Linked DNA regions of Homo sapiens: region 1 is linked to region 2. The links are chromatin loops, found by intact Hi-C in ENCODE. Cell type or tissue: GM12878. All regions are shown on one strand. Each heading gives the region's core, and the rest is flanking DNA. Links, peaks and the distances in the headings are about the cores only.

Region 1 (8,433 bases), core at 1,908-6,907, 65 kb after region 2:
GTGGGCAGACAGTGACGGTGGAGGAGGCCAGAGGTGGCTCAGGGAAGTCCTAGAGGAGAAATGTGTGGGTGGTTCTGATTTGTCAGGAATTCCATCACAATTTTCCATATCCCTTCATATTATAATAGACTGGCTTCGTGCCCCACATTAGGCCTCAAGATGCAGGAAACAGCAACATTCAAGCATTAGGAGAGAATGTCAAGTACCTGGCTTTAAGCTAGTGAATGTACTATTACTTGGTTAGTTTAAATATACGGTACACGTATTTTTCCGTTTGACTTCATTACCACAGTATAACAGCATTGTTTTCTACCAGTGTGATTGCACATGCATTATGGATTAGTTTTAGCGAGGTTTTCATGTGAAACCGAATTTTGGGTGCCAACTAACCAAACTGTAAATGCACTTTTGGAACACAACTTGTTTGTAAGCTGGGGCCATGCATGTTTAAAATTAGGAGAATACTGGATTGCAAAGTCCCAATGAGAGTGACACAGCATGAATGCACTATATATATCCTTAGGAGAATTACAGAGGGAACTGGTCTCCATAAGGGCCTCAGTCATATGCAGTGATGATGTCTGGGGACATTTGCAGAGTTTGCAGAGTTTCTTTTTTGTTTAAGTCCATGAAACCGTATTTGACTCAATGCCACTCTGTGAGGTGTCTGGAACCAGCTCTTGGTATCTATTTTGACAGCCAGGAAACCCGGGGCCTCAGACAGAGACTGCCTGGCTGATCTAAAGGCAGAGGGTGCGTATGAGCTGAAGGAGCCATTGCACGGGAGGATTTTAGGAAGCAAGGCCAGGGAGCCTCCTGCTTTGAGCTGCCCTCCTCTTTACCGCTCTGGTCTCTGATGTTTTGTTTTTGACTGGTGTGTCTGGGCTCATGTTTTATGAGAAGACTCTCTAAATATTTTTTCCTGCCTTTTCATCTGAGCTGGAGTTCACCCTGTCTTCATTTTCCCTCAGCAGGAATGTGGCAGGCAAGTGAGTGGAGTAACTTCTAAATGTGACTGACTTTTATCTTTCCAAAATCTATGCTCTTAGGTCAGTCCCAGTAGTTCTGGAAGAAGCACGAAGGGAGAAGAATTTTCCCCAGGCTAGACAGAATCTCCCGGGGCTGGAGAAAGATGGTCTGTTGAGTAGGCTGAACCAGCGGGGGTGCGAACAGGAAATGGCTTCATTTTACTTTCTTTGTCTGTCTTGAAACATTTTTAGTTGAATTTCCATTCCTGACTCCTTAACATGTCAGGCTAACTTTTACTTTTAGTTTATAAACTTCCAGTAGCATTTAACTTAAAATGTCACCCCCAATTTAATCCTAACTCTTTCCATCTTCCCTGCACAGGGCACTCATCACAGCGTGGAGGCAGGAGTGTGGGCAGTCCTCTTTGCTTTCCCTCCTCCACCTCTCAGTGTGCCCCAGCAGCGAGAGGCCACATCCCTCTCCAGTCACTGACAACTCTTCAAAGGGCTCCCCCTTTTGAATTTCTTTCCTTCTCTTTAACCTGAGCATAGAGCTGAAGGTAGTGGACCAGTTTAGTCTCCTCAGTTATGTGGGGATGCTTTTTAGGATGTCAGGGTGTGGAAGGGAAGAAGGAATAAATAGAGATACACACACACACACACACACACAGACACACACAGACACACACCCCACAGTGCTCTGTGGAGTCCTGACACCTGCGAGATCTGCGCTGAGCTGCTTGGCAGCCTCCAGAGAGCTGGATGGACCCCAGAGAGGAGAGGCTGCCAACCGAAGACCATAAGCCGAATTTGGTTGTCGAGACCAATGTCTTGTTTAGCACGTTGTTATAAACAATTCGAATGTCACCCCAGTTTGTCATTGAGCAGTGCTTCTTAGATCCTGGGCCTCCATGGGCTCCACTGATGTCCATTCACAGCCTGGATCCTGTGACCCTGCATGGGAACTTAGACCACAGGCTGCCTTGGCCCAGATTCCCACTCCTAGGGGTACCTGGGGCACAGAGGCTGCCAAGGAACCTGGGACCTGAAGAGGCCATTTGAGAGCAAGGACAAGAGCTGGTTCTCCCTCAGTACATACACATACCCTGGCACTGTGTAACCTGGGGAGGGGAAGAACATTCCAGCAAGGACAGCTCATGTCATTCAGCAACTCAGAAGATCTGGGGCTAGGAGCTAGCTATTCATTTGAAAGAATCAAGCAACTTTTCTTTGCAGTAAACTTTTCTTCAGTTAGTGAGACAAAAAAAAAATTTAGAAGGTAAAATTAACAATTTGTCAAGTTATCTTATTTCTCACATTATCTCTCAACTGTCCTTTCAAACATCTATTTTTGCTGTCGTCTTCATCATTATGCACAGTCACTGCCTTTAAATAACTGGATGTGTTTGTCCATTCATTCTTTCAGCCATTCACTAAAACCAGGTGGCCACCGCCTGTGTGTGATGGGAACTTAGGACAAAAACAGACAAACCAACAAAATACAAAAATAAAAAGTCAGACAGTGTCTCTGCCCTGGACAAGTCTATAGCTGGAGGAAAGAGAAGGTATGATCTTCAGAAACACACTTGCTGCCACCACAAGCAGACACACCCTAAATCATGGCCTTCTGCTTCTTAAACTGGAACTTATTTATTTAATAGCACCTCAATGTGGTGTGGATACACTGGTCCAGTGGCCACTGTCCTCTGCACCCCCAACTCCCCATCAAAGGGAGATGGAGGATGGGGAGGTTTGAATCAGAACTGGTGCGTCTCTGCCTGGACAACAGAGAGAGCCACTTGAAAAGGTGGCTGTGTGTGTATATGAATATGTATGTGTGTAAAAACGTATATGTATATATTTGTGTTATGTATGTGTAGATGTAGGAGAGTGAGTGTGATTTTTTTATGTGTGACTGTGTACATGTGTATACATGCATGTGTGCTACGTATATAGAGGTGTGCATGTATTTTGTGCGTATGTGTGTATGTGTATTCTGTGTGTGTGTACACCTGTGTAAGATATGATGCCAAGTCTTGGGACAAGCAGGGGGAGCCGAGAGCTAAATGCTTCTTAGTCCCACAGCACAAAATTGCAGTCAGAGGTGGGGCTGTGGGCATTGTGGCCAATGGTCAAGACTGGAGCCACACTGACAGGAGCAACATTTCCCAGGGGGGCTGTGAAAATGGATTCCTTCTCACTATGCAGTAAGTGTCCCTGATAGCTGAGATCAGCTCTTGGCTCTCCTGGAGGGCCTGGGCCTGGCTGAGCCTGAGCTGTCTGCATTCTGTAAGGCACAGCAGGGAACCTGGGCTGGAAACCCTGGCTGAGACAGGCTGCCCATTCCAGAAGCATGACGAAGTCACTCCCATGCGTGGGGCCATGAACCCAGGGCAAGAAGGGAGGGTTCCGAAAGCATTGCAGGCCTCAAAAGGCTTTCACCCAGTGGGGCAAAGGAACCCTGGGGCTGCTGGGACCTCAAACTTTGCTCCTCCTTCCTTGGGATACTGTCTGAAACTGTCTGGCTCCTAGTCAATAAAGGGAACACAAGAACAACTGCCATAACGCTGGGTAGAGTGAAGGGGAGCACCTAAAATTCAGGGCTATAAAATACAGGGTCAAGTTATGAGGAAATGACTGAGTAGTCAGGAGTGGCTCGTGCAGCCAACAGACAGGTTGAACTTGGCTCAAGTTTATGCAGGGTGCATTCCTGCTTCGAGGAGAGGTTAACATTTCCACATCCTGGAAGGTGCGTGGGATGTCTGGTCTGGGAGGGGCAGGAAGCTTAGCTTGTCAAGAGGCTGCCATAAGACTACCATGATTATCTATGACATAGGAGTCCCAGAGCCACCCCAAAGCCTTTGTGAATGACAGACAATAAGAACCAACTTCCTATTTGCTCAGATGTCACCCTGTGAGAGGTGAGTAAAAGGAATACATATTTTGACAGAGACCAGTTTCCCTCTGTGAGACTGTCCAGATGGGACATTCTGGTCTCTGGGGGGTACCTCATGATATGAGCACCCCAGTGTCATGGGGCAGTCCTGGGTTCACACTTGGTGACCCAGGTCAGGCAAGGTGATGGTGGGAAGGCCTATGTGAGTTATTTGTGGTGTCCCCTGTGCATCTCCTTCGAAGTAAAGGCCTGTCTATTTGCCTTTGTAGCCTGTTATGGAACTGGGGAGCCCATAGCACAGCTGGGGTGTGGGAGCTAGTGAGAAGAAAAGACCCCTCCATAACATGGGGACTATGGGCCCCTCTACAAAACTGACCTGAGGATGAATGTGGCAGTGCATGTGACATCTTGGGCAAACGGCTTGGCACATAGGACATACTCGGGACATAGAATGCCTGGGCAATTTTGCAGACTTGTTTCTCCAGCTGAACCTTGGCCTCACCTAAACTTAATCAGCCTGCTGAGCCATCATAATAGTAGAGTTGCTTATGCCAGTGGCACAAAAACATGACTTCCCCTACTCTTTGTGAAGGAGGAGGAAATGAATTTAAGAATGCTCATGATCCTAAATTTCAGGTGTGTTTTAGAATAATTTTGACATTATTTACTCCTTTCCTAATAATCTTACAATCTTAAGACTTTAAGCAATTCCAATATGGGAGTTGTAGTTATAGGACATTGAGCTTGGTCGTTATGGGAGTTTTACATTAAATAAGTGATACATTTATTAATAAGATACAGCTGCCTTGAGTGAAATCACAGGATTTCTCCCCAAGGCTCCCATTTGAGTTGGTTGTTCTCCTTTGTTGTGAGATTACTTCAAGTGTCTATACCCTAAGGTGGTATAACATTTCAACCTGCATTGCTTCTGGATGATTTAAACACCTCAAAGTCCATCAGCAGGAAATCAATGGCACACTCAAATTATGAAAATCTGTGGAGAGTTCAATGAAGTAACAGTTTAGCAAGGTTTGGGCTGGGTGTCAGGAGATCACAAGGGAGCTAGGGGACCAAATATCTTGAACCTACTCTCCCTCACCTATTTCCTGCTGAGTTTCCCCATTGGCTGAACCTACCTGGGCACCAGAGGGCAACAGAGCCCTTGGTCTCTTCATCTGGACAGTTCTTGGGCAGAAAACAGGGGAGAACGTCATTTGATGGGGGAAGGAGTGTTTACCAATTTCAGATATGCACATCTGGGATAGAGAATTGAATGAGCTCTCTAGGATAGGAAAAATATAAGGGATAACTCCTAAAGGAAAACCAAAAAAATAACCTGTGTTTCATGCTAGGCAGATCTAAGCACAACTAGCCTAATCAGACTTAGGCTAAGAGTTGGCCTCCAGGGACTCAGTAAGAAGGGGATAACCATGCAGGCACATGGTTGAGCTGGCTTTCTCTGGGGCAAGAAGTGAAACTGTGATGTCTTCCCCAACACCCTCATTAGGGCTGGGCTCTGTGGCTGAGAGAGTTTCCATCTTGCCCATTCTCTGTGCCCAAAATACTCACCGTCCTTTTTGACTCCTGATTGCCAAGACCTGGTGTGACCCAATGCTGAGCCAGTCCAGGTCACAACAACACTAAAAAAAGATCAAGAAGGCAATAGGAAAAGGAGAGAAAGAGAAGAGAAACCAAATACCTCAGAGACCTCAGCCAAGGCAGGCCCACAAGCACACACAAATAGACGTTCAAGGATATGTACATGAAATAATAAGAATCAGAAACATAAGGAACTGGAAAACAGAGAGATGAGATGAAGAGACTTCATGGATTTTGATGATAAACGTATATTTTAATAGCTGCTGATAGCTTGGGTTTAGGCCATCAGAATAGATGCTCACTGCCTTTTGCAATACTGACCAACTCATCAACAATAAAAATAACTTTTCTTTGGGAGGTTGAGGTGGGAGGATTGCTTGAGGCCAGGAGTTTGAGACTAGTCTGGGCAACATAGCAACACCCCATGTCTACAGTAAAATTTTAGAAAGAAAAAAAATGACTTTCAAACTCTATATTTATTCTTGAAATCAAGGCATATTTTATTAATGAGTTCTAAAGATGTTTTTAATAGTATGTGATAAAGCAAATCAAAGTGTGGGTTTTTTTTTTTTTTTGCAATTTATATTCAAGTAGGAGTAATTCTGCCTGGGGGCAGATAACATTCACTTGGAGGTATATCTGAATTGGACCCTGCGGAATTTCCAGGCCAAGGGAACAGCATGAGGCCTGGAGCATGGAAGGTAGTCAGGGCTCAGTCAAGACAGCAGTGAGTCCAAACCTGGGCCCAGAGGAAGCATGGGCAGTGACAAGGCTGGAAAGATGAGCCTCATAAAATGTGAACATGATATTTGCTTTCTCTGCCTCATGGCAGAGTATAATGAAATGTAAGTAAAAATGCTTTGGATATTAGGAGACACTGACTTTTGTCATATATGCTTTTAGATTTTTCATTGAAAAATCAGGTCAGTCATTTTGCCATTAAGAAAGCCAAGTAATGTTTAAGAGATACACAGACCTGACATATAACATGGGCAATCACTTAGAAGAGAAAGTCGTAAATAAAAAGACATCCTCCCTGGTATTTGCTTTCCAGTGGAGCTGCTGCAGAATAAGCAGGCATCAGGAAATTGCATCGGGAATTCCTATGCAATGTGCTATAATGCTGCTCTTAAAGCAGTCAACCACATATCAGGTGCTCTGAGGCAATATGAGAAAAGCAGTTTATAATCTAATTAGAAAAACATTCAAGAACCAATGAGAAAATAGCATAAGGTAGTGCTTAACAAGAGGCTCAGTGGCGTAGTTCTGGCTGTCAGGGTGACAGGAATTTGGAGAAAGGTCTGTGAGGTGTTGACAGAGTCTCAGGGAAGTTAGATGGATGCCAGCTGGGCCTGGAAGGATGGAGCAAAACTGAAGAGTGCAAAAGAGAGAATATGTTGTTTGAGGGGTGGAGACCATGAGTGGCAGAGGAAGGGGTGAGAACCAGCTGTGCTGAGGACTCCTGCCTGGCCAAGGGTCCCGAGTGAGGGAGCTGAAAACATCACTAAGGCATCTGGAGTAGTACTCATTCTCAGAATCTGCTGGTTTCTGAAAGATTCGGGTTAAATGTGACAGAGGCTCTTTATGAACTCAGCCCACCACTAGAACATTATTCAGATGCCAGCTTCATTCTTCTTGTGAGCTAGCAGGGATGATTAAAAATAATGACACTAAATACTGTTGGTAAGGATGTTGATGCTGACAACAGCAATTGGAATTGTCAGTTGTTGACATTTCCTGGATTATTATGGTTATTTTTAAATAACAACCAGAGAGCCTCAAAACAGCCATAGATATCTGCACTGGAAAATTCGACCAAACACTTATGGAAGAAATAATACATAATATTATAAGTCTTCCAGAAAATCAAAGAGGAGGGAATACTTTTCAACTCAGCCTATGAGGACAGCATTACCCTAATACCAAAAGCAAAAACTCATGACAAATTTGTAGCAAATTAAATCCAATGTTACTACAAGGGTAATACATTATAATAAAGTGAGATTTAACCCAGGAATTCAGGGTTGGTTTAACATTCAAAAACCAATCGAATTTGCCATATTAACAGAATGAAAGGAAAAAGTATATGATATCCTTACTAGATGCAGAATAAGCATTTGAAGAAATCCAACCTCCATTCCATATTTAAGACTTTCAGAAATAAAAGGGAACTTCCTCACTTGATAAAGAACATCTACAGAACACCTGCAGCTAACATCATACTTAAGGGTCAAAGATGAATGCTTTCCCTCTAAGACTGGGAGGGAGATAGGGATGTCTGTGCTCATGGCTTCTATTCAGCATTGTACTGAACAGTCTGGCCAGTGCAGTGAGCAAGAAAGAAGCAGCAGGGCTTTGATTGGCTCAGGCCTGGCACTGAGAAGAGGGGAGAGGTCTGCCAGGAATGCCTCTGATGTTCTCCAGCACACAACGGGACATCAGATACATTGCTGATGCAAACCAGCAGGACCACTATGTAGCTGTGTGACCTTAAAACATCCTTTAATCTCTTGGAATCTGTTTCCTAAGTGATGGAGTGAGCATAATAGTAGCCCACTGGCAGATTTGTTGTGACGCTTAAATGGAGTAAGATTGTGTCAAAGTGCTTTCAAACTGGAAAGCGCTATTCCAGCGTTTGGATTTGCTACATTCATATTGAGTGACCAGGGAAGCAATGGGATCCATTAGGAATGTAACAGGGAGGTTTGAGGATTTGGGATTTGAAGACCAAGGTCTAGACTAGGTGCTCGAAGAGGGGCTGGGGGTCAGGCTGAAGATGGGGACTGATACCTGCTAAGCTGTAGCAGGACCCTGGAGCACGCTGTGCAGGCAGCCAGCTTGGGTTGCATCTCTCCTTCTCTCGGGTGGGGCAGAGGCATGCTGGTTAGCAAGAGGAAGGGGCACGGGACAAGAGGATCCTGGATCAGCTCTCTTAGCAGGGGTACCCTCCTTATTATTCTGTTCTCTCTC
Region 2 (8,433 bases), core at 2,189-7,188:
CACCGGGGTCCCAGACCCGAACCCGCGCCGAGCGTGCCCGCGCCCCGGCCCCAGGCAGCGCCGGCCACAAAGGGACCGGGGACGCGGCCGCGGCGGGGCCTCTTTCTCCACCTCCGACCCGCGCGCAGCGCTGCGGCTCCGGGACTGCCCAGCCGCGGGCGATACACTCACCTCGCTAGGCGCGCGGCGGCGGCGGCGGCAGGCGTCCTCCGGGCCGGCCGCGGCGGTCGCGGCCGGTCCCGCGGCCAGCGCGCTACTCTCGGGCCGCCGTCCGCCGCGCGCTCCTCGGCCACTGCCGGCGGCTCCCCCGGCGGGCGGGCGGGTCCGGCCGGGCCCCGCTCCGCCGCGCCCGCCCCCGCCTCCGCGCCCGGCTCGGGTCGGCGGCTACTCCGGGCGCCCCGCTCGCGGGCTCGGGCGGCGCTACTCCGGGCCGCCCCGCATGCGCGCCGCCTGCCCGCTCACTTGGGGCTCGTCGCGCGGCGGGCGCCGCAGGGCGCCCGCAGGCGCTCGGGCGCGGTCCTCCCTGCGCTGCGTGCTCGGCGGCAGCGGCGGCGGCGGCCCGTGCGGCTGCGCGGGGGAGGCGGGGGCGCCGGCGCTCACCCGGATGCGCGCCCCCTCCGCTGCGGCGAGCCCACCGCGGGGCCGCGACGCTCCCCTCGGGCTCGGGACTCCGGGGTCGGGCGCGGCGCCCCTCCCGGACCGACCGCCCAGTCCCGGCCCCCGCTCACACGGCTACGGGCAGGGCCGGGCCAGGCCGAGAGGTGCCCCCGACCCTGGGTCGGGACAAAGAGGCTGCCGCAGCAAGTTAAAGACAACTCGGGCTGTTGCGCGTCGAGCAGGTCACGGGGTGGGAGGAGATGGAGGAGCCCTCACAGCGGATCGGCTCCCGGGCCGAGCGCGGGGCCGCCCCAACCCGGTCGGCTGCCTGAGGCGGCCGCGAGCGCGGGAGCTGGAGCGCTGTCAGCCGCGCTGAGCCTGCGCCTGGCGACCGCGATGCAGGAGGCCCGGGACTGAGGGAGGACGGCGAGAGCGGAGGCCCGCGACCCGCACCGCCGGGGCAGGCACCCGGGTCTCGGGGGCAGCAACGCCGGGGCCCTTGCAGAACGGGGACTGTTTGGGGAAGTGGCTCCCGCACAGTGCCCGGAGAGGGGCCCTCCCTCTGTGCCCCCTTGGGAAACACTGCTTGGTACAATTCCAATACCCAGCTGTACCCTGCCCTGAAGATAGAAGACAAAACCCTGGCTCTGTCACTCACGCGAGGCATAACCAACCATTCTTTTAATAAATTAATTTTCTACTTAAATAATTCAGAGGTTTGTGTCTTATTGCTTGCCAACCAAGAGCTGCAATAAGAGATTACTTAATATTTAAGTGGTCCCACTTTTAAATTTATATTACCTCTCACATAACCAAAAGGCTGTCCGAAAAAAAAAAAAAAAAACCTGAAGATTATCTCTGGAATTTTAGTATCCTGTTTTTGCTTGTCTACATCTTCCAAGTATTCTAAAATAAAAGTTAAAAGTTACTATTTTAAAAGTACTTATATAATATTTTGAAACAAAGTCAATCATGACTAGCCTGTTACTGTTCCACAAGGAAACTTCACTTTGGAATAAAGTTGTCATCGTTAAAAAATACTCTTATCTTGGGAGAAAAGATTGGCAAATCATATATCTGTTAAAGGACTTGTAGCCAGAATGTATGAAGAACTCTTACAACTCAGTAATAAGACTAATAGTCCAATTTTAAATGGGCAAAACAATTGAATAGACGTTTTACCAAAGATATTTAAATGATCAACAATTACATAAAAAGGTGTTCAACATCATTAGTTAATAGGGAAATGCAAATTAGAAGCACAACAAGGAAGTTCTTGACACCCACTACACTGGCTGTAGTACAAAAGACAGACAGACAATAGCAGTGTTGGTGAAGAGATGGAGAAATTAGAACCCTCATACGTTGCCTATGGAAATGTAAAATGGTGCAGCCACTTTGGAAAACAGTTTTCCAGGTTTTTTAAAAAGTTACACATGAAGTATTCTATCACCCAACAATTCCACTCCTAGGCGTATGCCTGAGAGAACTGAAGATAAATTCATACAGTAACTTGTACATGAATATTAATAACAGTGTTATTCATGATAGCCAAGAAGTAGAAACAGTCCAAATGTCCAGAAACTGCTGCGTGGATAAAATGCAGTATATGCCATACAGTGGACTACTACTCAGTAAAAGGAACGAAGTAGTCATAGAAGATACAACATAGAGGAACCTCAAAAACGATAAGCTAAGTGGAAGAAGCTAGATGTGTAAGAGCCTGTATTGTAGGATCTATTTACAGCCATGCCCCGGTCAATGATGGGTCACCTGTACAATGGTGGTCCCATAAGATTATATGCAGCTGAAAAGTTACTATCACCAAGTGAGGTAGCCTTCATAATGTCGTTGGGCAATGGGTTACCTTTTCTGTGTTTAGATACACAAATACCATTGTGTTAACAATTGCCTGCGGTATTCAGTACAGTCCCATGCTGTACAGGTCTGTAGCCTAGGAGCAATAAGCTGTACCATGTAGCCTAGGTGTGTAGTAGGCTATACCATCTAGGTTTGTGAGTATACTGTATGATATTCTCACAATGACAGAATTGCCTAACAATGCATTTCCCAAAACATACCCCTGTCATTAAGTGACACATTGACTATGTAAGATATCTAGAAAAGGCAAATCGATACAGATAATCAGTGGTCTAGAGCTGGGGGTAGATATGGGGAATGACTGCAAAGGGGCACAAGAGATCTCTTTGCAGTGATATAAATGTTCTAAAATTGGATTGTGGTAATGGTTGTAGATTTACGAAAACTACCTGAACTGTGCACTTGAAATGTGGATTTTATGGTATGTGCAATTACCTCAATAAAGCAATTAAAAAAAAAGATAACTGTGTACCATTAAATAGCGCAGGAAAATAGTACCTTTTTAATCTGCTTGCAACAAGTTCTTTGCAATGAAAACTACCTGTAAGACAAATGAAAAATTGTGTGCTGTTTGCACATAATTCTACCGTGTAATCAAATGCACTTTTCACAACTGTTTTTATAACCAAGCACATTTACCCTTCAACAATCCAAGTCTACTCCTATTCATTCCAAAATGTGTCTTCACTGTACCTGCTAACAGAACAGAAAATGGGGTAGAAAAGGGTAAGCATATTTGAGAGCAGGAAAAAACTAGATTCTTTACAACAAAGTCAAGATTTGCCAAGAAGGAATAGTTGAAAGGGCATAGACCAGGGAATCCAGAGTAAGAATGCTTTCTTTCCCAGTGTTAATCTTGTTTTTCTTTGGCTCTGCCCCAGGACTCATTGGTTGCCTCCAGTAATGCACGTGGTATGCCTGTGGGGTAAGGGACATTGTCTTTGGGCTGGATAATGGTAGGATTCAAGATTTGTTTCATTATTTTATGGATTTGTAAGGATTTTTCATGATTTCTATGATCTTACCATAGAAGAAATTAACCCCTAGAAGAGTAAGTAATGGAGACACATTGAAATTGAACAATCCTACCTGAAATAGCCTATCTGCCCTGACATCCCCTCACCACAGCCCCCGACTCCCGGAAGCACACCAGGGGAGCTGCTCCTTGGAGTAGACTTATTAATTCAGGGCATTATTTCTATCAGGCCCCCTTTAAAATGGTTGTTATCTAAATGATGCTAATATTCTTTCAGTTTATGAATAAGGCCAAATTGTTTGTTCCTGACTACCTAGAAACCAAATGAATGGCACCTAGGGTGGATTTGGTTTAATGGAGAGATGTGGGGGGGTTGCCTGAAGCAGGGTAAACTGTCCAGGAACAACTGACCCACATGGTAGGCAGGGAAGGGAGAAGAGTAGAGGTTGTTTATACAGAATTGTGTGTCAAGCACCCACTTGTGGGAAGGAACAGAAGAGGGTAATGGATGAGAGAGGGACAGACACAAACTAGCCCACACAGATGTCCAGTGATACGAAGTATGTGGAATCATGCAGAATGCAAAGCACCATTATTTTATGATTTTTTACTCCTTGTGTTTGCTTTGCCATACGGAGGCCTGGCAGCTCTGTCTTGTGGCTGCAGCCTCAGGAACATGCATGCACTTCTTCGTCTCATAGCTCCCCTGCCCGTAGACATCATCGCTGTCATGACCACTCACTGTTGTGAGGCCCAGGAACAAGAGAACGCAAATTGGATGCAGGCAGGAACCTTGGTACATTCATCCATTTGGTGGTGATCATGTCATGTCAGCGAGGTGAAGGCAGCCCTGGGGAGATGGAGGTAGCATCCCAGTCAGGATGCCATCAAAGCCTTGTGGTGATCAGAGCAGTACATTTTAGGCATTTGTGGGAGGTGGGGCAGGTAACAGTGACTAATAGTTGCAGTTTCCCCCAATGATTACACCTTATATAACTGTAGTATAATATCAAAACCAGGAAATTGACATTGGTGCAATGTGTGTGTGTAGCTCTATGCCATTTTACCACGAGTTGATTCCTGTAACTACCACCCGAATCAAGATACAGAGCTGTTATGTTAATTTCCTATGGCCTAGGTTTGCTAACTCTGACCAAAGCTGAGAGGTTTCACAATGACTCAGTAGCCAATTATGTATGTTTGAATTCATGGTTTATTGTGAGGTCTTCACACACCATCAATTATGTAATTAATATTTAACACATAGGCAGTCATCAGAGGTGGGTAATGAACCACAGTGATGGGCTTGGGAGACCAACGCACTGACAGACATGTCCAGCGGGTACAGAAGTCCTTCAGATGTTGGTCAGGTGTGGGGGTGGGGGGTCACCACTTCTGCTTCTCTCAGGCAGAGCCCGCAGTGACCGTTGCCAAGTTGGGAGATGACCTCACAGTTCTCATGGGCAGAGCCTCTTAAGGCATCTAGGCTAAGACCAGGTGCTTGCTGCTTTCAGGATCCTCTCAGATATGTCCACTGTCATTAACTCAGCCACTTTTCAATTTCTGTCAGTTCATTTCAGGTCTCAGGTGGTACCAGGCAAGAGCAGGTGTTATCACCTCAAGCCATTACACACACACGTTTAGCACTTTGAGGAGTACACATTTAGCACTTTGAGGAGTAAACAACTTCACTGTGGCCTCAATACTACTTGATAGGAGTGACCCCATTTTGAGACATTAGGATCCCAAATCATCCTACTATATCAAGTAGTATTTCATCACCACAAAGATCTCCTTTATAGCCACACCCTCTTCCCCACCCTCACTATCTCTAACCCCTGGCAACCACTTATCTGTTCCCTGTCTCTATAGTTGTGTAAATGGAATCATACAGTATGTGGCTATGGATGTCGTATAAATGGAATCATACAGTATGTGGCTGTTATGGTTTGGCTCTGTGTCCCCACCCAAATCTCATCTTGAATTGTACTCTCATAATTCTCATGTGTTGTAGGAGGGACCCAGTGGGAGATAATTTGAATCTTGGGGGCAGTTCCCCCGTACTGTTCTTGTGGTAGTGAATAAGTCTCACGAGATCTGATGGTTTTATCAGGGATTTCCGCTTTTGCATCTTCCTCTTTTTTTTTTCTCTTGCCGCCGCCATGTAAAAAGTGCCTTTCACCTCCTGCCATGATTCTGAGGCCTCCCCAGCCATGTGGAACTGTAAGTCCAATTAAACCTCTTTTTCTGCCCAGTCTCAGGTATGTCTTTATCAGCAGCATGAAAATGGACTAATATAGTGCCCTTTTGAGATTGGCTTTTTTACTCAACTTAATGCCCTTGCCTATTGTTGGGTCATGGTTTTTTGTTTATTTTTGTGCTGTCCATTCTGTTGACTGGGCAGGGATTAAAGCCCTGGGTCTCCACTTGGCCACGTGGTCTTCTCTGACTCCTTCTCAGCAGGGAGTGAGGTCATGAGGGGTGCATTGTTACAACAGAGTGAAGATGGCAGTCTAGGCTCTCTATTCAAAGCCTTTATGGACAGGGAAGGGGTGAGGTCAAATATGTTTTCTTCAATGTTTGGTTGGAATAGGGCATTTATTTTCTAAAAGTTTTCTCTCTTGCTAGGTTGCCCCTTTCCTGATCCTTTGGCTAGAGAGAACAGGCATTTATGGGTTTAAAAAAAAAATGCTCCTGTGATGTTCCCAGATGCCCACTCTCCAGCACTTGGTCCAGGATCTATGAGGCAAGAAGGAAACAGGGAACTTGGCAGGGTGCAGTGGCTCACGCCTGTAATCCTAGCACTTTGGGAGGTCGAGGCAGGCAGATCACTTGAGGTCAGGAGTTCGAAACCAGCCTGGCCAATATGGTGAAACCCCATCTCTACTAAAAACACAAAAAAATTAGCTGGGCATGGTGGTGGGCACCTGTAATTCCAGCTACTCCAGAGGCTGAGGTAGGAGAATTGCTTGAACCAAGGAGATGGAGGTTTCAGTGAGCTGAGATCACGCCACTGCACTTCAGCCTGGGCAACAGAACAAGACTCCATCTCAAAAAAAAAAAAAAAAGAAAAAAGAAAAAAGAAAAAAAAAACCCTGAGGGAACTTGTTGCCCTGTCATTCCTTGGATCCCAAGATCAATGGTGGATGGGTCCCTGTAGATCCCTAGTCAATTGTCTTCTTCTCTCCACCTTTTAGACTCTTCTGTTTGTTTCATAAACAATGCTCAGGGCTTTTAGCTATTGTTAGTAGGCAGTGTACTTCACCCACTATTCTACCTTGTTCTGGAACCAGAAGTTGAGAATAAAATTTTGAAACAGAAATGAGATCAGATTGCAGATTATTCCTATAAAAACATCACCCCTGGACCAGGCACGGTGGCTCACGCCTGTAATCCCAGCACTTTGGGAGGCTGAGGCGGGTGGATCACCTGAGGTCAGGAGTTCCAGACCAGCCTGACCAATATGGTGAAACCCCATCTCTGCTAAAAATACAAAAATTAGCTAGGCATGGTGGCAGGCACCTGTAATCCCAGCTACTCGGGGGGCTAAGACAGGAGAATTGCTTGAACCCAGGAGTCAGAGGTTGCAGTGAGCTGACATCGCACCACTGTACTCCAGCCTGGGCCACAGAGCAAGACTCTGCCTCAAATGAAAAAAAAAAAAAAAAAAAAAAAAGTCACTCCCAATTTCTTGCATTCCAATAGGCTTTCTTGAGTCAGAAAGCAAAGGGAAAATTTACTGCTAGACGATTAGGAATTCCACATATATGCTTTGGACATTTAAATGGTCTATCATAGTGGAAAAAGTGCTATGAACTGCTAGATCAGAGACCCAGCTGAAGCCTGAAGTAAGCAAATATGGAGGAGTGGAAAAGTTGAGACATCAGTGAAAACAAGCCAGAGGCACTGCAAGTGGAACAGGGCCTGCATTGATAAGGCCCAAGACATACCATTTGGGCATAAGGTCAACAAGGGTGAAGACGACAGTAAGCAAAAATAAACCTAAGAAACTGAGGCTGGGCGCTGCGGCTCATGCCTGTAATCCTAGCACTTTGGGAGGCTGAAGCAGGTGGATCACTTGAGGTCAGGAGTTCGAGGTCAGCCTGGCCAACATGGTGAAACCACATCTCTACTAAAAATACAAAAATTAGCAGGGCATGGTGGCACATGTCTGTAGTCCCAGCTACTTGGGAGGCTGAGGCAGGAGAATTGCTTGAACCCGGGAGGCAGAGGTTGCAGTGAGCCAAGATTGTACCACTGCACTCCAGCCTGGGCGACAGAGCAAGACTCAGTCTCAAAAAAATAAAAATATATAAAAAACTGAACATTTAAAAAGTCACAAAGTCGTTAATATAAAATTTAAGGAAAGTAGAGTAGCCGTCATTTAAAAAGAAAATCAAATGACATAAACTTCAAATAAAGCGAAATGGAAGAGGCAATGGGTAATCGGTTCAAAAGAGGTACTACAGAGTAAGAATGCCAAAATTTTAACTATGAATGCATATGATTTATGATATTGTTAGATAGCATTTAGAAAGCCTCAATGAAAATTCCCATGTCAAGTAGTACAGGGTAGGCAAGATAACTGCAGGTCTTTTTTAGTTAGGAGTGGCTTTCAAAGGTTTATAAGATACATTTTCCTGGCCTCTTCTTTCTTCAAGTTATATCTTTGCAGTCCTTCAGGGCAACCAAACAGTCTCTCTGAATAACAGCCTACATATTTCTAGCAAAAAAAAAATGAGGCACTGCTTTTTGTCAATTTGGGCCTAGAGGATGTGGTAACAAAAGCCACATGAGTTAATAGCAATACCTTGACATCTGCCACACCACTTGCCTAAATGGCCCGTAAGTTAGTTTCCACCAGCTCTGAGGATCGTGTTTTCACTATACAATATCCCCACCCCACACAGCCCTGCTATATTGACCTTCCCAAAACATCCAGTTCATGTCCACACACATCAGTCTAGCATTCCAGGCCC

The links. Peaks named below come from ENCODE experiments on the same cell type or tissue, not always from the same donor. Only the 100,000 strongest peaks of a DNase experiment are listed, where the experiment ranks them.
Region 1: a loop joins it to region 2, with 2.3 times the contacts of the local background. A loop is called at or near these places in 29 of 110 quality-filtered maps.

The regions. Positions count from the first base shown.
Region 1 is chr18:35,508,613-35,517,045 of GRCh38, reverse strand. No RefSeq gene overlaps it. Among named protein-coding and RNA genes, the nearest start is that of INO80C, 15 kb to the right of the region's middle. RefSeq lists an enhancer at 7,610-8,192. In GM12878, for the core only: a CTCF peak has its summit at 4,998 (motif pointing right); a DNase peak (open chromatin) is centred at 5,435; H3K27ac peaks cover 188 bases.
Region 2 is chr18:35,573,601-35,582,033 of GRCh38, reverse strand. It overlaps GALNT1 (polypeptide N-acetylgalactosaminyltransferase 1), which reads right to left and starts at 294. Exons shown (of 12, transcript NM_020474.4): 1 at 172-294. RefSeq lists a silencer at 553-1,252. In GM12878, for the core only: no CTCF peak of the experiment used is centred there; a DNase peak (open chromatin) is centred at 4,713; H3K27ac peaks cover 353 bases.